Regions from separate parts of the Homo sapiens genome. Here regions 1, 2 and 3 are each linked to region 4. Evidence: chromatin loops called from intact Hi-C (ENCODE). Cell type or tissue: HCT116. All regions are shown on one strand.

What was found. Hi-C counts contacts between places; a loop is a spot of excess contacts. Peaks named below come from ENCODE experiments on the same cell type or tissue, not always from the same donor. Only the 100,000 strongest peaks of a DNase experiment are listed, where the experiment ranks them.
Region 1: a loop joins it to region 4, with 12 times the contacts of the local background. A loop is called at or near these places in 13 of 110 quality-filtered maps.
Region 2: it touches region 4 in a loop (4-fold over the local background); 10 of 110 quality-filtered maps call a loop at or near these places.
Region 3: a loop joins it to region 4, with 10 times the contacts of the local background. A loop is called at or near these places in 4 of 110 quality-filtered maps.

What each region holds. Positions count from the first base shown.
Region 1 is chr1:75,905,332-75,913,331 of GRCh38, reverse strand. MSH4 (mutS homolog 4) reads right to left here. Exons shown (of 20, transcript NM_002440.4): 20 at 90-636. The coding sequence ends at 445. Among named protein-coding and RNA genes, the nearest start is that of ASB17, 23 kb to the left of the region's middle. In HCT116, a CTCF peak has its summit at 4,542 (motif pointing left); a DNase peak (open chromatin) is centred at 4,511.
Region 2 is chr1:76,896,566-76,904,565 of GRCh38, reverse strand. All of the region lies in intron 2 of ST6GALNAC5 (ST6 N-acetylgalactosaminide alpha-2,6-sialyltransferase 5), which reads right to left. Among named protein-coding and RNA genes, the nearest start is that of ST6GALNAC5, 33 kb to the right of the region's middle. RefSeq lists an enhancer at 4,050-4,589. In HCT116, a CTCF peak has its summit at 3,210 (motif pointing left); a DNase peak (open chromatin) is centred at 3,185.
Region 3 is chr1:76,736,451-76,744,450 of GRCh38, reverse strand. No RefSeq gene overlaps it. Among named protein-coding and RNA genes, the nearest start is that of LINC02567, 39 kb to the left of the region's middle. RefSeq lists an enhancer at 5,753-6,047. In HCT116, no CTCF peak of the experiment used is centred here; no DNase peak of the experiment used is centred here.
Region 4 is chr1:76,149,579-76,157,578 of GRCh38, reverse strand. All of the region lies in intron 1 of ST6GALNAC3 (ST6 N-acetylgalactosaminide alpha-2,6-sialyltransferase 3), which reads right to left. Among named protein-coding and RNA genes, the nearest start is that of ST6GALNAC3, 79 kb to the right of the region's middle. RefSeq lists a silencer at 3,189-3,298. In HCT116, a CTCF peak has its summit at 3,282 (motif pointing left); DNase peaks (open chromatin) are centred at 2,718 and 3,258; H3K27ac peaks cover 842 bases.

The DNA of each region.
Region 1 (8,000 bases), 240 kb after region 4:
TGTTGGAAGTGGGGGTACTGATTAATAAATTGTTGAGTTATAGGGCATTATTACTTCAGAATAGAATGTAAAAGAAAAGCTCAAAAAAGTTTCCAGACCTAAAAAGAAAGGTGTTTATTAAACTAGGGTATTTACAATAATATTTTAAACTATAACTTGTAAGTATAAATGAACTTAGGTCTTAATAATGTGAATTTTTGTGAGAAAAAAGTGGTGTATTGTATTTTCTCCTAACATAAAAACCATTCCTTTAAGTAGTTCTCATTTGTTAAGTTATAATAAATATTTTTCATATAGAATATATAGATGACAATTGTGATGTTAATATAATGTAATTTTCAATTAAAATATGAAATTTGGCAAATGTTATTTTCCTTATCTCTAAGGAGAAAAATAAATTCTAGGTTCCTTGAATTAAGATATATTATTACATTAGAATTGTGATTATTCTTCAGTCTTTTCTGGAACTTGTTCAGTCCTGGGAAAATCTTCTTTGTACTTCTTCTTGAGGTTACTTAAATATATTCGTAAACTGTCTGGATCCAATTGAGAGTTTCGAGCAGTTTGAACAAGCCTAGTGGCTAGATGGTACACAGCTCTCTGTCTTTCCATCTCAGGGGTACTCCTTTGGTTTTGCTGTCATTGAAAAAAAAAAAATATATATATATATACACAAATACCATAATTTTTATTTAAACCACATGTTGGCAATATTCTATCTCCTTCCATAGACATATGGAACTCAAGGGTTAACTAATTCCTTTGAACAAATCAGTTTCCTCCAACAAGGAAAGAATATACAAGAAGAAATAAAAGAAATATTGTATTTGAAAGAACATAATTTATTCTGAGTATTTGTTACTTTATCACAGATCTTATGTTCTTGAAATCACTTTTCAATGAAAAAAATTATGCTAAATAGGTCAGATTTCTCAACATAATACCGAAAAGTAATAGAAAATCCACCAGAGATAGACTCTACAAACACTTTCCCATTAAAAAGGTATGGGAAAACAGCATTGTTCATTGCTATGTGGTAATATACTTTTAAATGATGCCAAAGAGTACTACTCTGCTATCTCCTACTTTAATTCCCCAACAGATAAACTGGTACACAGAATGGGTCATCAGAAAATTGCTTGCCCCTAAAGAGAGTACATATATAGAAACTGCTGGAGCCTAAGAGAAAATACTGCCTGAGGGGTAAATTACATTTTAAAAATAAATAATATGAATAGCTATTTAAAATCATGCCTTAATTTTTAATAAACTAAACTTCGGGATACCCAAGAAATAATATGTAAAACAGGAATGTAGAAGTCCTTTAGATGCTTGGTCTTGAATAGAACTTCAGGACTGCAAATATACCTAGAAAATTCTTATTTCACCTCTTTGCCTGAACTAGATAGAGAAATCAGCATTTTTAATCTTAACTTTTTATGGAAAGTCTTAGTGAGTTTCCCTGAAATATAATCCCTTCAACTCATAATAGCAAGCAACTCCAGATTTTTTTTTACTTTTCACTATAGGAAAAATGAGTAAGATTTTATGAGGTAGAATAAGATTACCATATATTCACCCATCTATCTATTTGGTACACAGATCAATTACCAATTAGTCTATTATTTTAAGAAAGTTATTGAATATCTACTATCATCTATGTTCCAGGCCTCTAAGCTTACGTTTATATATCTATGGGGGATACAAAAATGTAAACCTCACATGATAACAGAACTCAAGGAGCTTACAGTCTTAATGGTTAAAAAAACAAAAGGCTTGTTGTAAGCAACTGATTATAATAATTAAGAAAAGTCCCATAAAACAGCCATAAAATACTCAGAGGAAGGGAAACTCACTTCCAGCTCAGGCCAAGAAAAGCTTGAATAGGATGGAGTATTGAAATTAATCCTGATAGATAAAACAGCCTAGAAGAGGGGGTATTCCACAGAGGAAACAGTTAGAGCAGGTACATTTGAAAGCATGGTACACAATCAGGTCAATATGATGAAATGGCAAGTAATTCAATGTAGTAATGACAAGTAATTTAATTTACAAGATTGAAATTGCAGAAATGTAGATTACGTGAAACCGAGTGATATTATGTAAGGGAGGTGTAGAAAACAAAGGAAAATCATGAAGCAGAAGCCAATAAGCTTTACAATCACGTAAAAACTGGTTAAGAAGGCAAATCCCTGAGCCACAGAAGATCCTTGACAATCTAGTATGGTACCCTGTATCTCAGGCAATTCTAATGCAGGTAATTCTAAAATATATTTTGAGAATTACAGAGGACTTTTTACACTAGACAAAGGAGTTCAACTTTACTTTGTAATAAATCATTAAAAGTTTCTGAGTAGGCAAACTACATAATAAAAACTATGCATTAGGAGACAATCTGGTAGAAGTGTATATAAATAGATTGAGAGAGAGAGAGAACTTACTGCATAGTCCTAATGACAGGTGATTAAGAGGAATGATCCATATATGACTTTGGTGAGTCACTGGGAGACTTAAAGGTGAAGAGATAAGAGTTTTTTTTAGAAGATGATAAATTTAACTTTGGCTTTTAAACATAGATTAAGATATGTAGGAGAAATATGGAGAAAAATATATAGATTCAGAGTTGAACAGAAATGATGATGGACGCTGTGAGAAAAGATGAGATCACCAAGTGCAGATTTTAGAAAGAAAAGAAACAAGGGCAAAAATCTTAGAAACTTTTATATTTAGTAAGTGGAATAAGAAAAAGTAATGATGATGGCTGGGTGCGGTGGTTCATGCCTGTAATCCCAGCACTTTGGGAGGAAGAGGCGGGTGGAATGCTTGAGCCCAGGAATTTGTTAAAAACCAGGCTGGGCAACACAGTGAGACCTTGTTTCAAAAAAAAGAAAAAAAAAGAAAAGAAAAAGTACTAGTGAAGAAGGGACAGAAGAAATAATCAAACAGGTAGGAGAATGAAAATATCCAGGAGAGAATAATTCCACATAGCCAAGAGAGGGCAGAATTAAGAAAAGAGAAAACAAGGGTAGTGTCAAGTGCCATAGAGAGATCATGGAAGATCAGAAGTGAAAAGAAGGACAAAGGATTTTATAATTAGTTGGTATTTAAGAGAAAACTTTGGGGAGAGTGATGACAATAAGACTCAGTTTAAACATGAGAAATGAAAGAAGCAAGCATGGGTTACTTTTGATAAGTTTGCAGTAAAAAGAAAATGAAATAATAGTTTGAAAAGTAGAGTAAACAGGCAGAATTTTAGGGGAGAAATCTAAGCATACTCTTAGAAAAAGGAAAAGCCTGTGACGAAAATATTAAAGATGCAAAAGAGAATAAAGGGAACTGAGAAGTAATAATAACTTAGTGGAGATTTTTTTAAAAGGTAGAATAGTTAACCTTCTGTCTGAAAGTCAGTCTCTTCCTCTGAGATAAGATGGAAGAGAGATGGAAGAAAAACAGAAATATTCAAAACAAAATTTTGAAGGAGGGGAGGTTCAAGAACTCATCAAGATGACCTCAAATTTGTTAAAAAGTAGGAGGCAGATTATCTGTAGAAAGTGAAGTGATTGAGAGTACAGGAAGAGTGAAACTGTTTCAAAAGAGTTATCGTAAAAGAAGCTAAATAATAAATAAAAAGAAAAAAATACAATTCTCATCACATACCATGGCCTGTCAGCGGGGGGAGGGGGTGGGAGGCAAAGGGAGGGATAGCATTAGGACAAATATCTAATGCATGCGGGACTTAAAACCTAGATGACGGGTTGATGGGTGCAGCAAACCACCATGGCACATGTAAACCTATGTAACAAACCTGCACGTTCTGCACGTGTATCCCAGAACTTAAAGTATATACTAAAAAAAAAAAAATACAATTCTGGATATCAACAAAATGGCAGAGTAGAAGCAGTCTGCCTTTGCTCTCCCCACAGAGAACCAAAAGCAAATATCTGGAGCACAGATTAACACCAGCAACATTTTAGAAGCCAAATCTGAGGCTGAAATGATAGTTGGGAGACAGAGAAGTGAAAAACTCTGAGCAGACTATAAAAAGAAAGAAAGTTCTCTATCTGCAATGTCCGTGCCCCAATCTGCCAGGCATCATGCACAGAAAATTCCTCCCAATCTCATTTGTTCTACTCTGGAAAAAGTGAGATTGAGGTGGATAGCCAGCTTCCCCACCATCCTGGGTTCCCTTGCAGAAAAATCATTCCTGCCTAAACCCACAGGAAGCACCACTAGTGCCTGGAGGGAGAAAACCGCCTGAGGGCAGCTAGAGACAAAAAGGGGAGTGGAATTAGAAACTCCAGCCTGTAAAACTACTCCTCATTTCAGTCGAAGGAGACACCAAATCAGTGTGGATGTACAGCAGCACCATGCTAGAGGAAGCAGATGCCACAGGTCATCTGGGTATAAACCCCTAGCCAGCCTTTCCACACAGCTGAGGTATCCCCTCTAAGAACCCTACCATCTGAGATGTGTAGTACTGCAAACATTTGCCAGAGCTGAGGAAATTCTGGGCTTAAGGTGCCATCTAGTGCTGAAAATGAGGCAGCAATCTAGGATTAAGGGGAATCACAGACAATTGCAAAGAACTTCTAAGCAAACATACAACCTAGAAAGTCCAACAAGCGAGACACTGAAGATAAACTGATCCTTCATTGCAAAAACATAGATATATATCCACAAGGAACAAGAGCAAACAGGAAACTATGATCTCCCCAAATGAACAAAGCAAGGAGCTGGTGATCAACATCGTGGTGAGATGGTGATACGTGAGCTCTAAGATCAAGAATTCAAAATAGCAGTTTTAAGAAAATTCATGAACTCTAAAACAGCACAGAAAAAGCAACTGATAAATTTATCAGAGAAATTTAATAAAGAGATTAAAGTTTGGCCGGGCACATTGGCTCACGCCTGTAATCCCAATACTTTGGAAGGCCAAGGTGGGCAGATCATTTGAGGTCAGGAGTTTGAGACCAGCATGGCCAACACAGTGAAACTCCATTTCTACTAAAAATACAAAAATTAGCCAGGCATGGTGGTGCACACCTGTAATCCCAGCTACACAGGAGGCTGAGGCAGCAGAATTTCTTGAACCCAGGAGGCAGAGGTTGCAGTGAGCTGAGATCACACCACTGCACTCCAGCCTGGGTGACAGAGCCAGACTCTGTCTCAAAAAAAAAAAAAAACAGATGAAAGTTTTTAAAAATCAAATGGCAAACAGATTTGAAACCCTGGAACTGAGAAATACATTTGTTGAACTTAAAAAAACTACAGAGGCTCTCCAAAAAAGAAATAGATCAAGCAGAAGAAAGAATCAGTGAGATTAGCCAGGCACAGTGGCTCATGCCTATAATACCAGCACTCTGGGAGACTGAGGCAGGCAGATCACTTCAGCCTAGGAGTTAGAGACCAGCCTGGCCAACATGGTGAAACCCCGTCTCACTAAAAAAATTAGACAGGCACGGTGGCACATGCCTGTAATTCCAGCTACTTGGGTAGCTGAGGCACAAGAAATACTTGAATCCAAGAAGCGGAGGTTGCAGTAAGCCAAGATATAGTCAGAGGGAAAAAAAAACAGAATGAAAGGAATAAAGACAGCCTGAAAGATTTTATACATATATATATATATATATATATATATATATGTATAGAGAGAGAGAGAGAGAGAGAGAGATACACCGTGGAAGAGCAAATCTAAGATTCACTGGTGTTCAAGAGAGAATTGAGAAAGAGCAAAGAGTAGAATGCCTATTTAAAGGAATAAAATGGAAAACCTACTAAACCTAGAGAAATATGTTAATATCTAGGTACAAGAGGTCACAGAACACCAAATATATTCATCCCAAATAAGACAAGCCAAATGATATAATAATCAAACTCTCAAAGGTCAAGGACAAAGAGAATCCTAAAAGCAGCAAGAGAAAAGAAGCAAATAACATATAAAGCAGCTCCAATTCATCTGGCAACAGACTTCTCAACAAAAACCATATAGATCAGGAGGGAGTGGAATAACAGATTCAAAGTGCTGAAGGGAAAAAAACTGCAAACTGAGAATACTATACCTAGCAAAACTTTCCTTCAAACATGAAGGAGAGAAAAAGTCTTTTCTAGACAAACAAAAGCTGAGGAAATGCATCATTACTAGACCCATATTATAAGAAATGTTAAAGGGAGCTCTTAAATCTGAAAGGAAAGAATGCTAACATGCAAAAGACAAACAAACAAACAAACTTGAAGTTTAAATGTAAGTACATAAATTCAGAATACTCTAATACTATAAATGTGATGTGTAATCTACTCATATCTCTAACATAAAGACTATAAGACACATTTATTAGCTGGGCGTGGTGGTGGGCGCCTGTAGTCCCAGCTACTCAGGAGGCTGAGGCAGGAGAATGGTGCGAACCCAGGAGGCAGAGCTTGCAGTGAGCCAAGATCGCGCCACTGCACTGCAGCCTGGGCAAGAGAGTGAGACTCAATCTCAAAAAAAAAAGAAAAAAAAAAAGACACGTTTATGAAAATAGTAACTACAGACACCTTTAAAGAAATAGACAATATAAGAAGGTGTAAATTGAGACAAGAAAAAATCAAAATGTCAGGGGAATGAAGTTAAAGTACGGAGTGTTTCAGTTTTTCCATTGTTTGTTACTTTCTTCTCTCTATGGTCAAAACTAAGTAGTTATCTGTTTAAAATAAAGTGTTATAGCTATAAAATATTTTATAAGCCTCATGAAAATCATAAATTAAAATATATATATTTAAATTTATATAATATATAATATATTATATATTATATATATTATATATAATATATACATATTATATATTATATATATATAATATATAATATGTATATATTATATATAATATATATAATATTGTATATATATTATATATATTAAAAATATAAAGCAATGAATTAAAACATACTACCAGAAAAAATTACTTAATCAAAAAGGAAGAAAGAGAGCACTTACAAAACAACCAGATAACAAGTAACAAAATGGTAGCAGTAAGTCTTTATCAGTAATAGTATTGAATGTAAATGTCCTAAATTCTCCAATTAAAAGACATAAGAGTGTCTAAATGGATTAAAAAAACAAGACTTAAAAAAACAGGAGTTCAAGACCAGCATGGACAACATGGTGAAACCCTGTCTCTATTAGAAATACAAAAATTAGCTGGGTGTACAGGCGGGTGCCTGTAATCCCAGCTACTTGGGAGGCTGAGGCAGAAGAATCGCTTGAACCTGGGAGGTGGAGGTTGCAGTGAACTGAGATCAAGCCACTGTACTCCAGCCTGGGTGACAGAGCAAAACTCTGCCTCAAAAAAAATAAAAGAAATAAAATAAGATCTAACTGTATGATGCTAACTAGAAACTCACTTCACCTACAAAGTCATACTAGACTAAAAGTAAAGGGATGGAAGAAGATATTCCAGATAAATAAAAACCAAAAAAGAGCAGGAGTAGCTATGTTTATATCAGATAAGATAGACTTCAAGTCAAAGACTGTAAAAAGAGACAAAGAATGTTATTCTATAATAATAAAGGGGTCAATTCAGCAAGAGGACATAACAATTATAAATATATATTCACCCAACAGTGGACCATCCAAATATGTAAAGCAAAAATTCATAGATATAAAGAGAAATATAGACTGCAATACAATACTAGTAGGGGTCTTCAACATTCCATTCTCAGTAATGGCCAGATCATCCAAACAGAAAATCAACAATTAAACACTGAAGTTAAACTACACTCTAGACTGCCTGGACCTCACTGACATTTGCAGAACATTTCATCCAACTGCTGCAGAATACAAATTCTTCTCATCATCACATGAAACAGTCTCCAGGATAAACAATACATTAGGCCACAAAACAAGTGTCAATAAATTCAAAAATGTCGAAACCCTATGAAGTATATTTTATTCCACAATGGAATAAAACTAGAAATCAATAACAGAATGAACTTTTGGAAACTATATATATAAATACATGGA
Region 2 (8,000 bases), 750 kb before region 4:
GCCTGAGGCACTACATCTGTCTGAATAACTCTTTTCATTCAATATTAGGTTTATGGGATTCATTCATATTGTATGCTTTTGTAGTTTGGTCATTCTTGTTGCCATATGGTATTCCATTTTGAATATACCACAATTTATTTGTTCAAATATTGATGGATATTTGGGGCTAATAAACTGTGTTGCTATGAACGTTCCTGTACATGTCTTTTAATAAAGGTATGGATACCTGTCACAGCACCCTTAAGCATGAATTTGAGTCCCTTTCCCTTTCTCTTCTCAACTGAGCTCTAATATAACCTTCCTTTGCAAAGACCAGATCCCTTACCGACCTCGCAGACATGTGTAGTAGACTTTCACCCTTCTTACCATCTGGCATCTATTCATCCTTTTCCCATGAAAATGACCTATTTACAGCCCAAGTATTCAGGTGGAATTTCTTCCCCAGAAGCATGCGGCCTGGGCCTATGCTGGTTAGAGCATCACATTCCTGTTTTATTTTCACAATTTAGATAAAATTCACAGCTATGTGAATTCACCCACTAAATTCACGGAATTGGATGGTTTTAATTTACTCAGAGATATGTGAAACCACCCCCACAGTCAATTTCAGAACATTTCTGCCCTTTAGCTATCACTCTCCTACCCACCCATCACCCCCAGCCCTGAGCAATCACTAATCTACTTTCTGTTTGTATGGATTTGCTTATTCTGGACATCTCATATAAATGGGATTATATAGTATGTGGTCCTTTGTGGCTGTCTTATTTAACTTAGCTTAATAGTTTCATGGTTTCAAGTTTCCTTCTTATTGTAGCATCTATCACTAACTGCTGTATTTTCATTGCTTCTTATGGCCAAATAACATTTAATTGTATGGATACGCCATATTTTATGCCACATTTTGTTTATCTATTCAACAGTTAACAGACATTTAGGTTTCTACCTTATGATTGTTATGAATAATGCTGTTATGAATAATGCCTTTGTGTACAAGTTTTTTGTAGCTAGATATTTTCATTTATATTGGCATATACCTAGGAGTAGAACTGCTGGGACACATGTAACTCTATGTGTCACAATTTGAGGAACTGCCAGTCCATTTTCCAAAGTGACAGCATCATTTTACATTTTCACCAGCAATGTATGAGAGATCTAATTTCTTTCCACATTTGACAAAAGTTGTTGTTATATTTTTTTCAATACAGCCATCCTACGGGGTGTGAAGAGTTATTTCCTTGTGATTTTGATTTGCATTTCTTTGATGGCTAATGATGTTGAGAATCTTTCCGTGTGCTTTGTCTATTTGTATGCCTTCTATGGAGATACGTCTATTGAGATTCTTTGCCCATTTTAAAATTGGGTTAATTTGTTTTATTATTGAGTTGTATGGGTCTTTACATATTCTGGATACAAGTTCCAAAGGGGATATATAATTTGAAAATATTTTCTCTTATTCCATGGGTTGTTTTTTTACTTCTTGATAGCATCCTTTGAAGCACAGAAAATTTTAATTTTGGTGAAAACCAATTTTTTGTTGTTGTTGTTGCTCATGTTTTGGGAATTACACCTAAGAATTCGTTGGCAAATCTGAGGTCCTGCAGATTTATCCCTGAGTTTTCTTCTAGGAGTTTAATAGATTTATATGTACATACATCTTAGATTTACATCTTTGATCTGCTTTGAGTTAATTTTTCTATATTGTGTGAGGTAAGGGCCCAATTTCATTGTTTTACATGTGGATATACAATCATCCTAGCACCATTTGTTTAAAAAATATTCTTTATTGAATAACCATGGTGCCCTTGTTAAATTCGGGTGACCAAAGACATATAGATTTATTTGTAGACTCTCAATTCTATCCCACTAATCTATATGTTTATCCCTATGTTAGTAACATATGTTTGATTATCGTCACTTTATTGTAAGTTTTGAAATTGGGAAGTTATGAAATTTGAAAGGCCTTCAACTTATTCTTCTTTTTAAAGATTGTTTTGGCTATTCTGAGTCCCCTGCAATTCCATATGAATTTTGGGATCAGCTCATCAATTTGTACAAAGAAGTCAACTGGCCTAGAGAATCCCAGTTGCAACAGAGATTGTACTGAATCTTTAGATCTATTTGAGGAGCACTATTATCTTAACAAGATTAAAATCTTCTTGTCCATGAACATGGGCTGTTTTTCTACTTATGTAGATCTTCTGTAATTTATTTCAGTAATGTTTTATAGTTCTCAGAGTATTAGTTTTACACTTCTTTTGTTATAGTTATTCTTAAATATTTTATTCTTTTAGATGCTATTGTAAACAGAATTGTTTCCTTCATTTTCAGATCATTTATTTCAAGTATATAAAAATATAATTAATTTTTGTGTATTGATCTTGTGCCCTGCAGCCTTGATGAACTCATTTATTGTTTTAACAATTTTTGGTGTATTCTTTAAAACTTTCTTTGTAAGTTCATGGCCCCTTTCTGCTTTTTTTTCTTTTAAAGAAACAATCACAATAAAGAGGGAATCAGATGATCTCAATGTATCATTTTATAACACTTTTCTGGATATGAGAAAGTAACATTTTCTCATCCAGAGGAAAAATATGTAAAAGGAATTAAGAGGAAAGTGATAACTTCCACTTTCTCAGTTGACTGTGCAACTGGGCTGGCCAAAAAAATATCATGTATAATATTTGTTATTACAAATGCATTGTTCCATTTTATATGGCTATCTGATGAACACACTCAAGAAAAACTTAAAATCAACTATAAAATAAAGTGAAAAAGCAAAATCCAAATCAATAAAGATATTTTGGGAACTCTCAAAAAGAATAAACAGAATTTTATTTGCTACACTAAGCAAAGAATCAAGAAAATGTTAACCAGTTCAGAGGACCAAATGGAACTTCTCTGCTTGTAGAAAATTCACTCATAGCTAGCACAAAACATTTCTCACGCAAAAGGCCTTATATTCCCAAAGTACCCTGTTCTCTTCTTTGCTATTTATCAGCAGTTTTTGAATGTACCATAATTTATCCTCATGTTTCTCAGATACAGTGTTTGATGACTTGTAATAAAAGCACTAAAATGATACTATGGTAGACTCTGAGAACATATATCACCACAGCCTGACTTGAATGCTTCCACATAAAAACCTAGGTGCTAACCCATACTAAACAGTGCCCACTGCTTCCTGGGCTGGAGACAATCTCAGTGCTGCCCTCTCATGGCAGGAGGAGTAACCATGCTCCCTTTGCAATTGGGAAAAGCCCTAAAAGGCTGACCAGCATGTTGTGATGTACAGTAAGACTTTTCAATGTACGGAAAATACATTGGTGACTAAGGAAGCACAATGTATCCTATGAATCCATAATTATTTACATCCTTGGACTATTTTTTGGCCCTGTGTTGATGTGTATAAATTTACCAATTATGTGTTTTCATCAGAGGAGGATGTTGGAATTAATGTACCACAAACACTTATTGCAACTATTCCATCTTCTCAATCTTTAAGTTCTAAAGCAAAACATCTTCTCATTCAACACTACTGAGGAACTATATAAAATATTTACTTAGAACTACACTGACATCTAGTGAGGCTAACAATGTGCTCACTGTAAATAATATCTTATTTGCTAAAACACTGATGTTCTGAGAACGTATTAATCCATAAGACTGTTCACAATTCCTTATCTGAATAATTATGTTTTCTGATAATTCTCAACAAATCAATGTGATTAAAACTATGAAAAAGCATTCACTAGTAATAAATGTATCTAAATATGATTTTTTAATTACTGAGGAAATAAGAAACATGCAAGAAACATAAGAAAGGTTATTCTTCTTTGCAACATGTAAAAATGAAAAATTTTAAAAGATAATGATTTTTATGTTTGTTCACTTTTCAAATGAGATTGATCGCTTCCTTGCTTTCATTTTGTTCAATGTGAGGATGCTCAACTGCTTTGACTAGGTATCAAAGGAATTTATTAAAATCCTAGAGAGAAACCAAAATAATTGGCTCTCTTTTTGGCAGACTTGATAAACATTTTATTTTGCAAAAGTATATTTTAATTCTGGGATAACATTAAATGTTTCTTTGAGAAAGGTATATCCCAGTGTATTGTAACCTATAAAATCTTTAATAATTGTAGTTAAGAATATAAAGTTCTGGTTATTATGAATGATAATGTCAGGCCTCTGAGCCCAATCTAAGCCATCATATCCCCTGTGACCTGCACGTACACATCCAGATGGCCGATTCCTGCCTTAACTGATGACATTCCACCACAAAAGAAGTGAAAATGGCCTGTTCCTGCCTTAACTGATGACATTGTCTTGTGAAATTCCTTCTCCTGGCTCATCCTGGCTCAAAATCTCCCCTACTGAGCACCTTGTGACCTCCACTCTGCCCACCAGAGAACAACCCCCCTTTGACTGTAATTTTCCTTTATCTACCCAAATCCTATAAAACAGCCCCACCCTTATCTCCCTTCGCTGACTCTCTTTTCAGACTCAGCCCACCTGCACCCAGGTGAAATAAACAGCTGTATTGCTCACACAAAGCCTGTTTGGTGGTCTCTTCACACAGACACGAGTGAAATTTGGTGCCGTGACTTGGATCGGGGGACCTCCCTTGGGAGATCAATCCCCTGTCCTCCTGCATTTTGCTCCATGAGAAAGATCCACCTACAACCTCTGGTCCTCCGACCAACCAGCCCAAGGAACATCTCACCAATTTTAAATCCAATAAGCAGCCTTTTTTACTCTCTTCTCCAACCTCTCTCACTATCCCTCAACGTCTTTCTTCTTTCAATCTTGGCGCCACACTTCAATCTCTCCCTTCTCTTAATTTCAATTCCTTTCATTTTCTGGTAGAGACAAAGGAGACACTTTTATCTGTGGACCCAAAACTCCGGCACCAGTCACGGACTAGGGAAGGCAGCCGTCCCTTGGTGTTTAATCATTGCAAGGATGCCTCTCTGATTATTCACCCAGGTTTCAGTGGTGTCAGACCACGCAGGGACGCCTGCCTTGGTCCTTCACCCTTAGCGGCAAGTCCCGCTTTTCTGGGGGAGGGGCAGGAACCCCAACCTCTTGTCTCTGTGCCCCCATCCGTTATTTCTGTGCCCCGACCTCTTATCTCTGTGCCCCGATCCCTTATTTCCATGCCCTGACCTCTTATCTCTGTGCCCCAACCCCTTATTTCCACACCCCGACCCCTTCTCTGCTTTTCTGGAGGGCAAGAAACCCCCACCCCTTCTCTGTGTCTCTACTGTCTTTTCTCTGGGCTTGCCTCCTTCACTATGGGCAAGCTTTCACCTTCCATTCCTCCTTCTTCTCCCTTAGCCTGTGTTCTTAAGAACTTAAAACCTCTTCAACTCTCACCTGACCTAAAATTTAACCATCTTATTTTCTTCTGCAATGCCGCTTGACCCCAATACAAACTCGACAGTAGTTCCAAATAGCCAGAAAATGGCACTTTCAATTTTTCCACCCTACAAGTTCTAAATAATTTTTGTCATAAAATAGGCAAACGGTCTGAGGTGCCTGATGTCCAGGCATTCTTTTACACATCAGTCCCTCCCTAGTCTCTGTTCCCAATGCAACTCATCCCAAATCTTCCTTGTTTCCCTCCCACCTGTCCCCTCAGTCCCAACCCCAAGTGTCACTGAGTCTTTCTAATCTACCTTTTCTACAGACCCATCTGACCTCTCCCTTCCTCGCCAGGCCGAGCTAGGTCCGAATTCTTCCTCAGGCTCCGCTCCTCCAACCTATAATCTTTTTATCAACTCCCCTCCTCACACCCAGTCCGGTTTACAGTTTCATTCCGTGACTAGCCCTCCCCAACCTGCCCAGCAATTTCCTCTTAAAAAGGTGGCTGAAGCTAAAGGCATAGTCAAGGTTAATGCTCCTTTTTCTTTATCTGACCTCTCCCAAATCAGTAGCGTTTAGGCTGTTTCATCAAATATGAAAAACCCAGCCCAGTTCATGGCTCGTTCGGCAGCAACCCTGAGACTCTTTACAGCCCTAGACCCTAAAAGGTCAAAAGGCCATCTTATTCTCAATATACGTTTTATTACCCAATCTGCTCCTGACATTAAATAAAACTCCAAAAATTAAATTCTGGCCCTCAAACCCCACAACAGGACTTAATTAACCTCAACTTCAAGGTGTACAATAATAGAGTAGAGGCAGCCAAGTAGCAATGTATTTCTGAGTTGCAATTCCTTGCCTCCACTGTGAGACAAACCCCAGCCACATCTCCAGCACACAAGAACTCCAAAGGCCTGAACCGCAGCTGCCAGGGGTTCCTCCAGAACCTCCTCCCCCAGGAGCTTGCTACAAGTGCTGGAAATCTGGCCACTGGGCCGAGGAACACCCACAGCCCAGGATTCCTCCTAAGCCGTATCCCATCTGTGTGAGACCCCACTGAAAATCAGACTGTTCAACTCACCTGGCAGCCACTCCCAGAGCCCCTGGAACTCTGGCCCAAGGCTCTCTGACTGACTCCTTCCCAGATCTTCTTAGCTTAGCGGCTGAAGACTGACTCTGTCCGATTGCCTCGGAAGCCCCGTAGACCATCATGGACGCCGAGCTTTGAGTAACTCTCACAGTGGAAAGTAAGTCCGTCCTCTTCTTAATCAATATGGAGGCTACCCACTCCACATTACCTTCTTTTCAAAGGCCTGTTTCCCTTGCCTCTATAACTGTTGTGGGTATTGACGGCCAGGCTTCTAAACCTCTTAAAACTTCCCAACTCTGGTGCCAACTTAGACAATACTCTTTTAAGCACTCCTTTTTAGTTATCCCCACCTGCCCAGTTCCCTTATTAGGCAGAGACACTTTAACTAAATTATCTGCTTCCCTGACTATTCCTGGATTACAGCTACATCTTACTGCCGCCCTTCTTCCCAATCCAAAGCCTCCTTTGAGTCCTCCTCTTGTATCCCCCCACCTTAACCCACAAGTATAAGATACCTCTACTCCCTCCTTGGCGACTGATCACACACTCCTTACCATCTCATTAAAACCTAACCACCTTTACCCCGATTAATGCCAATATCCCATCCCACAGCATGCTTTGAAAGGGTTAAAGCCTGTTATCACTCACCTGCTACAGCATGGCCTTTTAAAGCCTATAAACTCTCCTTACAATTCCCCCATTTTATCTGTCTAAAACCAGACAAGCCTTACAAGTTAGTTCAGGATCTATGACTTATCAACCAAATTGTTTTGCCTATCCACCCCATGGTGCTAAACCCATATACTCTCCTATCCTCAATACCTCCCTCCACAATCCATTATTCTGTTCCAGATCTCAAACCTGCTTTCTTTACTATTCCTTTGCACCCTTCATCCCAGCCTTTCTTTGCTTTCACCTGGACTGACCCTGACACCCATCAAGCTCAGCAAATTACCTAGGCTGTACTGCCGCAAAGCTTCACAGGCAGCCCCCATTACTTCAGTCAAGCCCAAATTTCTTCCTCATCTGTTACCTATCTCGGCATAATTCTCATAAAAACACATGTGCTCTCCCTACTGATCGTGTCTGATTAATCCCTAAACCTCAATCCCTTACAAAACAACAACTCCTTTCCTTCCTAGGCATGGTTAGTGCGGTCAGAATTCTTATACAAGAGCCAGGACTGCACCCTGTAGCCTTTCTGTCCAAACAACTTGACCTTACTGTTTTAGCCTAGCCCTCATGTCTGCATGCAGTGGCTGCCACTGCTTTAATACTTTTAGAGGCCCTAAAAATCACAAACTATGCTCAACACACTCTCTACATTTCTCATAACTTCCAAAATCTATTTTCTTCCTCATACCTGATGCATATACTTTCTGCTCCCGGCTCCTTCAGCTGTACTCACTCTTTAAGTCCGACAATTACCATTGTTCCTGGCCCGGACTTCAATCTGGCCTCCCACATTATTCCTGATACCACACCTGACCCCCATGACTGTATCTCTCTGATCCACCTCATTTCCCCATGTTTCCTTCTTTCCTGT
Region 3 (8,000 bases), 590 kb before region 4:
TCACTTTTAATTCTCATATAAAAGCTAAAAGACAAAGTATTAAAAATAACTCTAATTAAAAATATGTTTAAAGTTATACAATACAAATAGATGGAAATTTTTATAACAATAAAATACAGTGGGGGGGGGAGAAGTTAAAGTGTAGAGTTCTTGTATGATATTGACTTTTACTTGTTATCAACTTAAAATAGAGTGTTATTTCTATAAGATATTTTATGAAATCACCAAGGTAACCATGCTCACCCACACACAGGCACACATACACACACACACAAACTTGTAGAATTTACACAAAAGAAAAAAAGAAAGGAATCAAAGTCTATATGAAAAATCAAAACACAAAGGAAGACAACAAAAGAGGAAAAGGCAGGTAAAAGAACTACAAAAATAACAGGAAACAATGAACAAAATGGCAATATTAATTTTTTTATGTAAGTAACTTTTAAAAATATAAATGGATTAACATCCCCAATCAAAAGAGTGACTGAGTGGATAACAAAACAAGATCCAGGACTTAGCTCTACGCTGTCTACAAGAAACTTACTGTAGAATTAAGAACATATATAGTCTTACAGTGAATAAATGAAAAAAAGTTATTCCGTACAAATAAATTGTCACCAAAAAAGAGCAGAAGTGGCTCTATTTATCCAGATGACTAATTTATCTTTCTCTAATATGAAAAAATGTTACAAGACAAAGAAAGATAATTTATGATAACAGAGTCAATTAACCAGGGAGATAGAATAATTATAAATATATATGCACCCAACGTCAGAGTTACTAAACATATAAAGCATAAAGCAAACATTGACAGAACTAAAGGGATAAATAGCAACACAATAATAGTAGAAGACTTCAATGCCCCACTTTCAATAATGGATAGAATACCCAGGCATAAGACCAAAAAGGAAACAAAAGATTTCAATAACACTGTAGAGCAAATGGACCTAACAGACATATAGAGAACATTTCACCCAACAGCAGCAGAATATACAATACACGTTCTTATGAAGCAAACATGACTTTTTCTCCACGATACATCACATGTTAAGTCACAAAACAAGATGTAACAAATTTAAGATTGAAATCTTACTAAGTGTCTCTTCTGACCCCAGTGGAATAAAACTAGAAATCTATAGCAGAAGAAAACTTATAAAATTCACAAATATATGGAAATTAAACCACTCACTTTTGAACAACAATTGGGTCAAAGAAGAAATCAAGAAGGAAATTAGAAAATACCTCAAGACAAATGAAACTGAAAACACACCACACCAAAACTTATGGGACACAAAATAAATAGAACCAAGTGGGAATTTTATAGTGATAAATGTTTACATTAAAAAATAAGGTAGATCTGAAATAAACAAACCAATTTTACACCTCAAGGAACTGAAGAAAGAAGAAAAAACAGCCAAAAATTAGCAGAAGGAAGAAAACAAAGTCTAGAGACAAATGAATGAAATACAAAATTTAAAAGTAACAGAAAAAAAATCATAAAACTGAGAATAGGTTTTGTGAACATATAAACAAAATTGACAGACCCTTAGCTAGACAAACTTAGAAAAAAGCAGAGAAGACTTAAATAAGTAAAATCAGAAATGAAAAAGGAAGCATTACAACAGATTCCACCAAACTATAAAGGATCATAAGAGAGTATTCTAAACAATTATATGCCAGCAAACTATACAAACTAAAAGACATGAATATATTTCTAGAAACAAACAACCCATCAAGACTAAATCAGGAAGAAATAGAAAGTTGGAAGGACCTGTAACTGGTATAGAGATTGAATTAGTAATAATAATAATAACAACAACTCTAAACAAAGAAAAACACAAGACAGATGGCTTCCCTAGCAAATTCTAACAATAATTTAAAGAAGAACTAACACTGATTCTTCTCAAACTCTTCCAACAAATGGAAAAGGAGGAAATTCTTCCAAACTCATATTATGAGGCCAGGATAACCCTGATACCAAAGCCAAAAAAACAGGCAACACAAGAAAATAAAACTATAGGCCAATATCTCTAATGAACATAGATGCAACAATCCTCAATAAAATAGTAGCAAACTGAATCCAACAGCACATTAAAAGAATTATACACCATGACCAAATGGGATTTATCTCTGGGATGCAAGAATGTTTTAACATATGAATATCAAAGAATGTGATTTGCTACATTGACAGAATAAAGGATAAAAATCACATGATTATGTCAATAGATGCAGAAAAAGCATTTGACAAAATTCAACATCCTTTTATGATAAAAGCTCTTAACAAACTAAGAATAAAAAAAATTATCCCAACATAATAAATGTCATATATAAAAAGCCCACAGCTGGTGGCTGGCAAGATGGTGGAATAGGAACAGCTCCGGTCTGCAGCTCCCAGCGAGATCAACGCAGAAGGTGGGTGATTTTTGCATTTCCAACTGAGGTACTTGGCTCATCTAACTGGGACTGGTTAGACAGTGGGTGCAGCCCATGGAGGGGAAGCTGAAGCAGGGTGAAACGTCGCCTCACCCAGGAGGTGCAAGGGGTCAGGGAACTCCCTCCCCTAGCCAAGGGAAGCCGTGAGGGAGGGACTCTGCTTTGAGGAACAGTGCATTTCTGCCCAGATACTACACTCTTCCCACGGTCTTTGCAACCCACAGACGAGGTGATTCCTTTGGGTGCCTACACCACCAGGGCCCTAAGTTTCAAGCACAAAACTGGGTGCCCGTTTGGGAAGACACTGAACCAGCTGCAGGAGTTTTTCTTTCATACCCCAGTGGCGCCTGGAATGCCAGTGAAACAAAACCGGTCACTCTCCTGGAAAGGGGGCTGAAGCCAGGGAGACAAGTGGTCTAGCTCAGTGGATTCCACCTCTACAAAACCCAGTAAGCTAATATCCACTAGCTTGAAATTCTTGCTGCCAGCACAGTGGTCTGAAGTCGACCTAGGACGCTTGAGCTTAGTGGGCGGACGGGCGTCCACCATTACTGAGGCTTGAGTAGGCGGTTTTCCCCTCACAGTGTAAACACAGCTGCCGGGAATTTTGAACTGGGCGAAGACCACCTCAGCTCTGCAAAGCTGCTGTAGTCAGACTGCCTCTCTAGATTCCTCCTCTCTGGGTGGGGCATCTCTGAAAGAAAGGCAGCAGCCCCAGTAAAGGGTTTATAGATAAAACGCCCATCTCCCTTGGGGAAGGGGCGGCTGTGGGCGCAGCTTTAGCAGACTTAAATGTTCCTGCCTGCTGGCTCTGAAGAGAGCAGTGGATCTTCCAGCGCAGCGCTCGAGCTCTGCTAAGGGACAGACTGCCTGCTCAAGTGGGTTCCTGACATCCATGCCTCTTGACTGGGAGACATCTCCCAGCAGGGGTCGACAGACACCTCACAGAGGAGAGCTCCGGCTGGCATCTGGCAGGTGCCCCTCTGGGATGAAGCTTCCAGAGGAAGGAACAGGCAAGCAATCTTTGCTGTTCTGCAGCCTCCACTGGTGATACCCATGCAAACAGGGTCTGGAGAGGACCTCCAGCAAACTCCAGCAGACCTGCAGCAGAGGGGCCTGCCTGTTAGAAGAAAAACTAACAAACAGAAAGGAATAACATGAACATCAACAAAAAGGACATCCAGACAAAAACCCCATCTGGAGGTCACCAACATCAAAGACTAAAGGTAGATAAATCCACGAAGATGAGGAAAAACCAGCACAAAAAGCCTGAAAATTCCAAAAACCAGAACACCTCTTCCCTGCCAAAGGATCACAACTCCTCACAAGTGAGGGAACAAAACTGGACAGAGAATGAGTTTGATGAATCGACAGAAATAGGCTTCAGAAGGTGGGTAATAACAAACTCCTCGAGCTAAAGGAGCTTGTTCTAATCGAATGGAAGGAAGCTAAGAACCTTGAAAAAAGGTTAGAGGAATTGCTAACTAGAACAAACAGTTTAGAGAAGAAAATAAATGACCTGATAGAGCTGAAAAACACAGCATGAGAATTTCGTGAAGCATACACAAGTATCAAAAGTCAAATTGATCAAGGGGAAGAAGGGATATCAGAGATTAAAGATCAGCATAATGAAACAGAGCATGAAGACAAGATTAGAGAGAAAGGAATGAAAAGGAACAAAAAAAGCATCCAAGAAATATGGGACTACGTGAAAAAGACCAAACCTACGTTCAATTGGTGTACCTAAAAGTGACAGGGAGAATGGAACCAAGTTGGAAAACACTCTTCAGGATACTATCCAGGAGAACTTCCCCAACCTACCAAAACAAGCCAACATTCAAATTTAGGAAATACGGAGAACACCACAAAGATACTCCTTGAGAAGAGCAACCCCAAGACACATAATTATCGGATTCACCAACATTGAAATGAAGGAAAAAAGGTTAAGGGTAGCCAGAGAGAAAGGTCAGGTTATTCACAAAGGGAAGCACCTCAGACTAACAGCAGATATATCTGCAGAAACCCTACAAGCCAGAAGAGAGTGTGGGCCAATATTCAACATTCTTAAAGAAAAGAATTTTCAACCCAGAATTTCATATTCAGCCAAACAAAGCTTCATAAGAGAAGGAGAAATAAAATCCTTTACAGACAAGCAAATGCAGAGAAATTTTGTCACCACTGGCCTCTCTTACAAGAGCTCCTGAAGGAAGCACTAAATATGCAAAGAAAACCCGGTACAAGCCACTGCAAAAGCATAACAAATTGTAAAGACCATTGACACTATGAAGAAACTGCATCAACTATGGGCAAAATAACCAGCTAGCATCAAAATGACAGGATCAAATTCACACATAACAATATTAACCTTGTACCTCTGGTAGAATTCAGCTGTGAATCCATCTGGTTCTGGACTTTTTTTGGTTGGTAAGCTATTAATTATTGCCTCAATTTCAGAGCCTGTTATTGGTCTATTCAGAGATTCAACTTCTTCCTGATTTAGTCTTGGGAGGGTGTAGGTGTCGAGGAATTTATCCATTTCTTCTAGATTTTCTAGTTTATTTGCATAGAGGTGTTTATAGTATTCTCTGCTGGTAGTTTGCATTCCTGTGGGATCGGTGGTGATACCCCCTTTATCATTTTTTATTGCATCTATTTGATTCTTCTCTCTTCTCATCTTATTAGTCTTGTTAGTGGTCTATCAATTCTGTTGATCTTTTCAAAAAAACAGCTCCTGGATTCATTGATTTTTTGAAGGTTTTTTTGTGTCTCTATTTCCTTCAGTTCTGCTCTGATCTTAGTTATTTCTTGCCTTCTGCTAGCTTTTGAATGTGTTTGCTCTTGCTTCTCTAGTTCTTTTAATTGTGATGTTAGGGTGTCAATTTTAGATCTTTCCTGCTTTCTCTTGTGGGCATTTAGTGCTATAAATTTCCCTCTACACACTGCTTTGAATGTGTCCCAGAGATTCTGGTATGTTGTGTCTTTGTTCTCGTTGGTTTCAAAGAATGTCTTTATTTCTGCCTTCATTTCATTATGTACCCAGTAGTCATTCAGGAGCAGGTTGTTCAGTTTCCATGTAGTTGAGCGGTTTTGAGTGAGTTTCTTAATCCTGAGTTCTAGTTTGATTGCACTGTGGTCTGAGAGACAGTTTGTTATAATTTCTGTTCTTTTACATTTGCTGAGGAGTGCTTTACTTCCAACTATGTGGTCAATTTTGGAATAGGTTTGGTGTGGTGCTGAGAAGAATGTATATTCTGTTGTTTTGGGGTGGAGAGTTCTGTAGATGCCTATTAGGTCCACTTGGTGCAGAGCTGAGTTCAATACCTGGATATCCTTGTTAACTTTCTGTCTCATTGCTCTGTCTAATGTTGACAGTGGGGTGTTTGTAAATGGGCTAAATGCCCCAGTTAAAAGACACAGACTAGCAAATTGGATAAACAGTCAAGACCCATCAATGTGCTGTATTCACGAGGTCCATCTCACATGCAAAAACACACACAGGCTCAAAATAAAAGGATGGAGGAATATTTACCAAGCAAATAGGAAGCAAAAAAAGGAGGTGTTGCAATCCTAGTCTCTGATAAAACAGACTTTAAACCAGCAAAGATCAAAAGAGACAAGAAGAGCATTACATACTGGTAAAGGCAAAGAAGGGCATTACATAAAGTAAAGGGATCAATGCAAAAAGAAGAGCTAACTATCCTAAATATATATGCACCCAAAACAGGAGCATCCAGATTCATAAGGCAAGTTCTTAGAGACCTAAAAGAGACTTAGACTCCCACACAATAATAGTGGGAGACTTTAACACCCCACTGTCAATATTAGACAGATCAATGAGACAGAAAATTAACAAGGATATTCAGGACTTGAACTCAGCTCTGGACCAAGAAGACCTAATAGACATCGACAGAACTCTCCACTCCAATCAACAGAATATACATTCTTTTCAGCACCACATTGCACTTATTCTAAAATTGACCACATAATTGGAAGTAAAGCACTCCTCAGCAAACGCAAAAGAATGGAAATCATAACAAACAGTCTGTCAGATCACAGTGCAATCAAATTAGAATTTAGGATTAAGAAACTCACTCAGAACCACACAACTACATGGAACCTGAACAACCTGTTCCTGAATGGCTACTGGGTAAATAACAAAATTAAGGCAGAAATAAATAAATTCTTTGAAACCAAAGAGAACAAAAACACAACATACCAGAATCTCTGGGACACAGCTAAAGCAGTGTTTAGTGGGAAATTTATAGCACTAAATGCCTGCAGGAGAAAGCAGGAAAGATCTAAAATTGACACCCTAACATCACAATGAAAAGAACTAGAGAAACAAGAGCAAACAAATTCAAAAGCTAGCAGAAGGCAAGAAATAACTAAGATCAGAGCAGAACTGAAGGAGATAGAGACACGAGAAACTCTTTAAAAAAATCAATGAATCCAGGAGCTGGTTGTTTGAAAAGATGAACAAACTAGATAGACTGCTAGCCAGACTAATAAAGAAGAAAAGAGAGAAGAAAAAAATAGACACAATAAAATATGATAAAGGGGATATCACCACTGATCCTACAGAAATACAAGCTACCATCAGAGAATACTGTAAACACCTCTATGCAAACAAATTAGAAAATCTAGAAGAAATAGATAAACTCCTGGACACCTATACCCTCCCAAGACTAAACCAGGAAGAAGTCAAATCCCTGAATAGACCAATAACAAGTTCTGAAATTGAGGCAGTAACTAATAGCCTACCAACCAAAAAAAGCTCAGGACCAGATGGATTCACAGCCAAGTTCAACCAGAGGTACAAAGAGGAGCTGGTGCTATTCCTTCTGAAACTATTCCAAACAACATAAACAGAGGGACTCCTCCATAATTCATTTTATGAGGCCAGCATCATCCTGATACCAAAACCTGGCAAAGATACAACAAAAAAAGAAAATTTCAGGCCAGTATCCCTGATGAACATTGATGTGAAAATCCTCATTAAAATACTGGCAAACCGAATCCAGCAGCACATCAAAAAGCTTATCCACCACAATCAAGTTGGCTTCATCCCTGGGATACAAGGGTGGTTCAACATATGCAAATCAATAAATGTAATCCATCAAATAAACAGAACCAATGACAAAAACCACGTGATTATCTCAATGGATGCAGAAAAGGCCTTTGATAAAATTCAACACCTCTTCATGCTAAAAACTCTCAATAAACTAGGTATCAATGGAACATATCTCAAAATAATAAGAGCTATTTATGACAAACCGACACCCAATATCATACTGAATGGGCAACAGCTGGAAGCATTCCCTTTGAAAACCGGCACAAGACAAGGATGCCCTCTCTCACCACTCCTACTCAACATAGTATTGGAAGTTCTGGCCAGGGCAATCAAGCAAGAGAACGAAATAAAGTGTATTCAGATATGAAGAGAGGAAGTGAAATTGTCTCTGTTTGCAGATGACATGATTGTATATTTAGAAAACCCCATCGTCTCAGCCCCAAATTTCTTTAAGCTGATAAGCAACTTCAGCAGTCTCAGGATACAAAATCAATGG
Region 4 (8,000 bases):
CAACCCTCACTAAAGTGGATGGAAGAAAAAGGTGCTATTTAAGTGGCTTTGGAAATGTATGCAGTCTGTAAAACTAAGGCAAAATAAACCGTACACAAGCACTGTACTCTAGTTGACGAGGCTATTTTCCATGGGGGTATAAGTTAACAATTTTGATACTGCTACATATGTATACTGGAATTGAACAACTAAATAAATGCATGACAGATGCTGAGAGCCAAGTTTATCATTTTTGGAGTAGGAGGCTACAGATAGGCAAGGGGGAAGGCTAGAATGATCCACGTGATAATGGCTTAGAGCTGGAGACATGTAACAGCTTAAGAGCTGGAAACGTCAGTGTGAACACATGTTTAGCATAATACAGATACCAATGGTTACATACAGATATATTTGTAGATCAGTAGATAGGCATCTATAGATTGGTTCACATGCACATGTTTTCTTGCTGTCAGCTGAGAGCTTATAAAGCAGCAGCAACCAGAAGCACCAGCACACCTGGAGCCCAGACCCTATTCTAATACCACCCTCCAATAAAAGGAGCCAGGGCTGGCTGGGCGCCGTGGCTTACACCTGTAATCCCAGCACTTTGGGAGGCCAAGGCGGGCAGATCACGAGGTCAGAAGATTGAGACCATCCTGGCTAACACGGTGAAACCCCGTCTGTACTAAAAAGACAAAAAATTAGCCGGGCGTGGTGGCGGGCGCCTGTAGTCCCAGCTACTTGGGAGGCTGAGGCAGGAGAATGGCGTGAACCCGGGAGGCGGAGCTTGCAGTGAGCCAAGATCGCGCCACTGTACTCCAGCCTGGGCGAGAGAGCGAGACTCCGTCTCAAAAAAAAGGCCAGGGCTTTTTGGAGAAATGACTGATTCAAGGACTAGGGCAGAAGATGTACAAGATAATCCTGGAGTATCTTGTAGTGAGTGCCACAAAGAAAGCAAGAAAGAAACACCTCAAAAACAAAAACCCGCAATGATGGGGGTGTGTCAAAGGGACACAGGAGTCACGTGAAACAGCTCCCAGAGGCAAAAAAAAAACCAAACAAAATCTAGTAGTATACTATTTGATTATAACTCAAAGTATGGAATAAATCTCTATGAGTCCATATTGATAGAAATAAACAATTGAATACGTAAATAAATGGGGAAGAAGAGAGAAATTTTCTGTGCAGAGAAATTTCAAAAATGTTTATAGGTACTGTGCTCTCTGAGGGTGGAATATAACTCCCCCTCCTTAAGTGTGGACTACACGTGGTCACTTTCTTGTGATAGTACAGTATAAAAAAAGGAGAGGGGACAGTAACTTTACGAGAAGAAACCTGACAAACACCGTCTCAGCGAGGTGATGACGTTCAACATCTACAACGTTAAATCATGTTAATAATATGTACCCTGAATATGATGTGATAAGAATGGCATTTTCTCTCTGCCTTCTTCCTCTCAAAAACCCATAACCCCAGTCTAATTATTAGAAAACCTTAGACAAATTCCAAAAGAGGAACCTTCTACTAAACTCCTGAGCAGTACTCCTCAAAACTGTCAAGGTCATTAAAAACAAGTTTAAAGTCTGAGAAACCACTACCGCCAGCAGGATCTTAAGAAGACATGACAACTAAGGTAAGGCGGTATCCTGGGTAGGCTCCCGGAGCAGAAAAAGGACACTAGGTCAAAATAAAGGAAATCCGAATAAAGTATTGGCTTCAGTTAATAATAATGTATCAATATTCCTTCACTAATTGTAACAAATGTGTTATGCTAATATGATTAAAACAACAACAACAGGAGAAACTATATGTTAAAAATAGGAGGCCGGGCGCGGTGGCTCACACCTGTAATCCCAGCACTTTGGGAGGCCAAGGCAGGTGGATCACGAGGTCAGGAGATCGAGACCATCCTAGCTAACACGGTGAAACCCTGTCTCTACTAAAAATATTAAAAAAAAAAAAAAATTAGCCAGGCGTAGTGGCGGGCGCCTGTCGTCCCAGCTATTCGGGAGGCTGAGGCAGGAGAATGGCATGAACCCGGGAGGCGGAGCTTGCAGTGAGCCGAGATTGCGCCACCGCACTCCAGCCTGGACGACAGAGACTCCGTCTCAAAAAAATAAAATAAAATAAATAAAAAAAGGAGAAAGTGGGGGAACTCTTGCTATATTCATAGTTTTTCTGCAAATCTAAAGCTGTTTGAAACAAAGTTGATTAAAACAACCAAAAATTACCCATGCCTGGCACATAGTAATTCTCTATAATAATTTGGCTGTAGTGACGGTAGCAGTAGTACTCATGGCTCCAGTGTAGGCGCATGGAGGAGACGGGGGTCGGGGGGCAAGATTTGCTGAGTCCTTTATGTTCTTCCTGTGGGAATTTAGGTTCAAAGGTCCAGGAAATAAACTGTCACTGTGCTGGTCACCACCCAACAACCACTTCTAGACCCTGTACCAAGGGCAGCAAAGCCCGTAGCTTTATAGTGACTTTGTAGGGAGGAGGGCACTCCCCGATTCCCACAAATAAAGAGAAGGTCACCCTCACATACACACATCCTCCAAGGCAAAAAAAATAAAAAATAAAAAGATTGGTGGAAATGCAAATGCAAAGAAAATGCAAAGATTTCAATCAAGAGGTGTTTTGTAATCAGAAGGAACTTCTAATCAAGGGCCAAGAAACTGACCCCACCCAGTGGCTGCCAGATGACCTAAAAACCCGGAAGTCAGAATGGTGGTTTTCGTTAAATGGTAGCGCTCCCTGGTGTATTGAGCTGGTGAAATATGGCTTGTATTTCCCTTGCCTGCATGCAGTCTTAAATCCTCCCTCAATAGAAAATCTCCTGTCAGGCTGATCCACACTAACCACGGGCACTCCTGCTCTCCCCAAAATAAGCAAGATCAGCCCAGGAAGTCAAGTCCTCATCTCCTGTCAGATGTCAACACAAGCATGCTACGGCCACATTGCAACCAGGTTAGGGACAAAGAAGAGCAGCCTGGATGTACAGCATTACCAAGGCGGATGCTTCTGTGAGCGTCAAAAACCCTGGGTTACAATCACGTTTCACTAACGAAACACAAACAAGCAGTGGCTGTGCTTCATTTGCAACAGGCGTTTCCAGACACTAATATTGCCCACACTTGCTTGAGTTGGAGAATGTCTTTACATTCATAACAAACCTTGAAAGTAGAAGCTGAGACACAAAGTAGCAGCTTAAATGCAGTGCTCTTCGGGGACTTCACTAAGAAACAACCTGAGTGTTCCCCAGTACGATTGCTTTAAGAGTGACGAGAGCGCCCTCTCGTGGGGGAGAAAGGGCCCTGCATGCAGGGTGCAAACCTGTGAGGGCCAATGCACCACCGGCTACGGGGTCAGCCTGGGTTGGATTCATGTGGTTGGTGCCTGCTCTGTTTTCTCCTCCTCATGATCTTGGTGGTGTTCCAAGAGAATTGTCCACCCACATAAGCAAGAGAAAATTCCAGGGGTGAAATGACTGGACTATTTTTAAGCCGACTGGGCCAGGTTGGGTTTCATGTCTCTCCTGATCAGTGTTTGCCTGAGTTTGCAGCTCATTCTCATCACGGAAAAAGCCCTCCCGACTACAGACGGCGGGACAGGCAACTCATCACTGTGACGGAACCCAAGCCAACTCTTTAAGCCAGTGGGCAAGGTCTTAGATAAGACACCAAAATGGAGAAAGTTGCCCATTGCTGAGGGGCGCCCGTTTGGACAAACAGCAAAATGGGGCCAGCCAAGAGCATCATTTCAGACAGAGAAAAACGAGAAGGGAAGGGGCTCAGAGGCATTGGCCTGAAACAGAATATGACTAACTGTTCCCTGTCTAGGTCAACTCCTTAGGACATAAAAATAAGCCACTCAAACAAAGCCATGGTTAGTGTTTTAAACAAAATATAGATATGTTTAAAACTTAGCAACACAGGACAAGTTATACCAACAGCAAAACACAGAAAAATCTGAGGTGAGGGAGTAAGGAGTAAGTCCCTTTGCCTGAATTCATGCCATGTTTTATTAAAGTGAACAAGGAATAGCCATGCTTGAAATCCCCTCCCCAAACGGCTTTGTTAGCTGGACACAGCCACTCCATCTCAGGTGTAATTTCGCACGCACAGGCAGGTGAGGTCCTGAGTTGGGGACAGCTCTCTGGCGGTGAGACATCTCCCCAGAGGCTCACAGGTACACTCTAGCCGCCTATGGGTCTATAGGAGCCCTGGGGAAGAAAAGATGGAGTTTCTGGTTTAGATTAGGTTATTCTGGCAACAAAAAGGAAAGGGCAGGGGAGGAGAACATTATCAGTGTCCTTCAAGAACGGGCAACTTCAGAGGGTATGCAAATAGGCAATAGCTATAGGGGAAAAAAAATTCACAATGGCATCCAAAAAATGTAACTTAAATTAAGGATGTTACGTCATTTTCCACCTATCAGAAGGGCAAAATGAAAAAGCATGACATATCCATTACTGAATATCTGAGGAAAGAGACACCAGACACCACTATTAAAAGGAGCAAAAATGGTCTTCCCACTTCTGGAGACCAGTTGTATCCAATATCTTCAAAACGTGCATATCTTAAGGTCCGGTAATTCCCTTCTGGGAACTCTAAAATAAGACTTGCACAACATTTTCCAATAGGAATATCCCTAAAGGTTTATGAATGACCACATTATAGAGCTTATATTTTGGGCTTCAGGAAATAAGAAAATAAGGACAGAATTCAACCACCAAAAGGCATCTAAGAATTAAGGAAAATGTTGGTGGAACCTCTAAACCTTTTCTCCATGTTCCCAGTGGATATGGTCTATGGCTGATCCCATGATGGGAAATCTCTGCCCAACGGTCAAAATGGTGTTTTCAGCTAGTCTCACAAGTTCAGAGTCATACACCAGCACTTCATTTTCTATTTAAATGTTTACGGTTTAAATTGAAACTGTGGGGGCCTTTCATTCTGTCAGGAGGCCATGGTCAACATCCTCAGTGTGTTTTGTCCTTGGCACAGCCTCCTGGGAAGCCTCAGGCTCAGCTCAGATGCTTCACTATGAACATTACCAAAGACTCGTGGGCATTTCAGAATTTAAGAAAGAGCCCACCTTCACCTAGCACAAGACTTTGCAAATAATCCAGACCCTTTCATCAAAGTGGCTCCACAAGTATGTGGTGTGCACAAGGCCGCCTGGGCAGTCTTTACCTCATCACCCACCTGGCAGGACATGTTTAGAAGCTGCTTCTCTGTGATAAGATTTCCTCCGCATCTTAAATAACCTGGACAGCAATAAGCCAGTGTCAAGGTGGTGGCTGTCAGCTTCTTCTAGGATGGATCAGCAGTGTCCTTGGAAAAGCAAAAAGCTAGAAGCCCAGGTAAACACTTACAACACGACAATGACAAAAAGATATGAATAATAAATACCTTCAAAAATATGATCTTCCTAGGAGACTTTATTTACACGCTCAGCCATTCTTTTGCTTTTTCTCTGGCTCCCAAATAGGATTTAATCTTTTGACAATTTTTCACTCCAAGAAAGACTAAAGAGCCCATGGTGGGAAGGACAATATTGTTCCATGAATCAGGTACAGTATGCCTCAAAAGTCATCACAAATTTAAATTTCTGCCTTAAGTAGCCAAGTGGAAAGGGCACTGCAGCAAGAGTCAGGAAGCCTGGATTCTCACCCAACTCTCAAGAACCGGCTTCTCCACAGTGGGCCTCCATCATCTTTCTGAATTCCAGATTCATCCTCTGTAGAGACAATGTCTAGACTCCCATCTAGCATCCCTGGGAAGGTGAATCCGGGATGGGACCTGCAGCAAAGCAATCGATGCCCCACCCGTTTTCCCTCAGCCTTCATTGTAACAGTGCCCATGGGCCTGACCAACTGCCAGCCCCTGCACCTCCTTACCAGAGGTTCTCTGGCCAGCAGAACCTCCCCTCTCAGGTGTGATCACTCAGAGGCACCTGTGCTACACTCTTTCCCAGACGTTCCCAGTGGAACTGAGCTGCAGCTGTCCACAGTGATGGCGAGCTTGATAGCACATCCTTTATTGGCTTCCTTCCTCCCCTTCTCATTCCCCACTCCCCTTCCCAAGTTTCCTGGGATCATCTCCCACATAAACTATGTACACTGGAATCCTGCCTCTGTGGGAACCCAAACTAGGAGGGGTGATTTGTATGCCTTTCTACGAGGGACTAAACCTTTTCAAATGGCCTGGCCTTATATCTTTAAGCCACGCCTGTGATGTAGAAAGTAGGCCGTTTTCTCCATGGCTGACTGTAATGCAGACTTTTGAAAGTGACAAAGCCTAGTTTTAACGTCACCCCTTGCCCCCCTGTTTGCCCACAACATCTGAAGGTTCCTCCTGATTCCCAGTTCTGATAGATCCTCCTGATTCCCAGTGATTCTCACCTAGGAACCACCAATGAAGGCGGAGGAAGGGGAGGCCTGAACACATCTCCCCTCTTCCCCGTGAGAACCAAGGGGCCACTATTTCACTTTCTTGTCTCCCCATCAGTGTGTTACTTCACTCTTGGAAAGGGGCCCAAATGCTAAGCATGTCAGGTCATGAAGCAGGCTGAGTGGAAGACTTGGCTGATGATCTGGGGCCCAACCACACCTTTTCAGAGTCCAAGTAGTTGAAATGTCAGAATTACAGCCTGGCTACTAACAATGGTACAAAACAGCTAGCTCTATCAAGACCCGGACAATCCCTAGCTTGGCAGAAATAGGCTTGCCTGCAGCCAAGATCTCCTAGAAAAAGCCACCTTCTGGTTCCCAGTCCACATGCACACAGACCACCATTAGATCACAGCAGGAGAAATCTCTGCACCGATATGAGGTGCTGTGCTGTAATTGTCATCATCCACATAAAACAGAGGTGGGAACGAAGCAGGGAGTGTACGCTGTTTTATCAATCTGCACACTCACACATCTGACAACGTTTCACAGAATCCTACCACTGCACCAGCCATGCTCAGAGGGAATCTAGTAGACACTGTTCTGCAGGAAATTACAGCTACCCACAGAAAATCTGAAGTCACAAAGGGAAGGACATGATGAAGGGAGAACATGATAAAACTTCAAAGAAATTCCAAGGCAGAAGATGTGAATGATCAACAGGAAAAAGGCAATTAGGAGGGAATTGGGTCTACCCAGAGGGAGACATAATGAAACCTAGCCCCATTCATGGATTTCACATCTCCAAAAGAACAGTGAACCTGATTCATCCCTACTGGCTTTACTTGACACCATGAAGGAAGAGAGTGAACAAGAACACATGATAAAAGGTTAAAGAGGAAAGTTGAAGTCAACTTGAACGAAGCCTGCTTTTCACACCAAAGCACTCAACGTAAAAGCCAGCCCACCAGGGTGGTGACGGGTGAAGATACCCTTACCAGAAACAGAAAGAGGCTCTCAGATGGAGGCTGGAAAAAAAAAGGCAGGGGTAGGATCTGCAGTGCTGTAAGATATTAGAGACAGTCTAGGTTTGCTTTCTCATCCTGAGGAGAAGGAAACGCAGCCCAGAAATGTGCAGTGTCTGCCTGAGTCACACTGCAGTATGCAGAAGAGCTGAGTCCCCATTCTTCCCAGCAGAGCTCTTTCCACCACCATGTCCCTCCTAGGAGGAATCAACCAGGTGAGCTCTGGCTCTAGGGAGGTTCCCTCTATTTAAGAATCTTCTCATATCATTCAGGAAACATCTAGCAACGTGCAAAACAACTCCTAGAATGGCATTATGACCCAGCAATCCCACCTCTGGGTACATATCCAAAGGAATGAAATCAGTATCTCAAAGAGGTATCTGCAGCCCTGTGGTCATCACATCATTCTTCACAAAAGCAAAGATATGGAAACAACCTAGATATCCATGGAACAATGAATGAATACAGAAATATGAATACACAATGTGATAAAAATACACAATGGAACAATGGAATATTACTTAACCTTAAAGAAGAAGGAAATCCTGTCATTTGCACCAACATGGATGAACCTGGAGGGACAGCTATGTGAGCTGATAGAT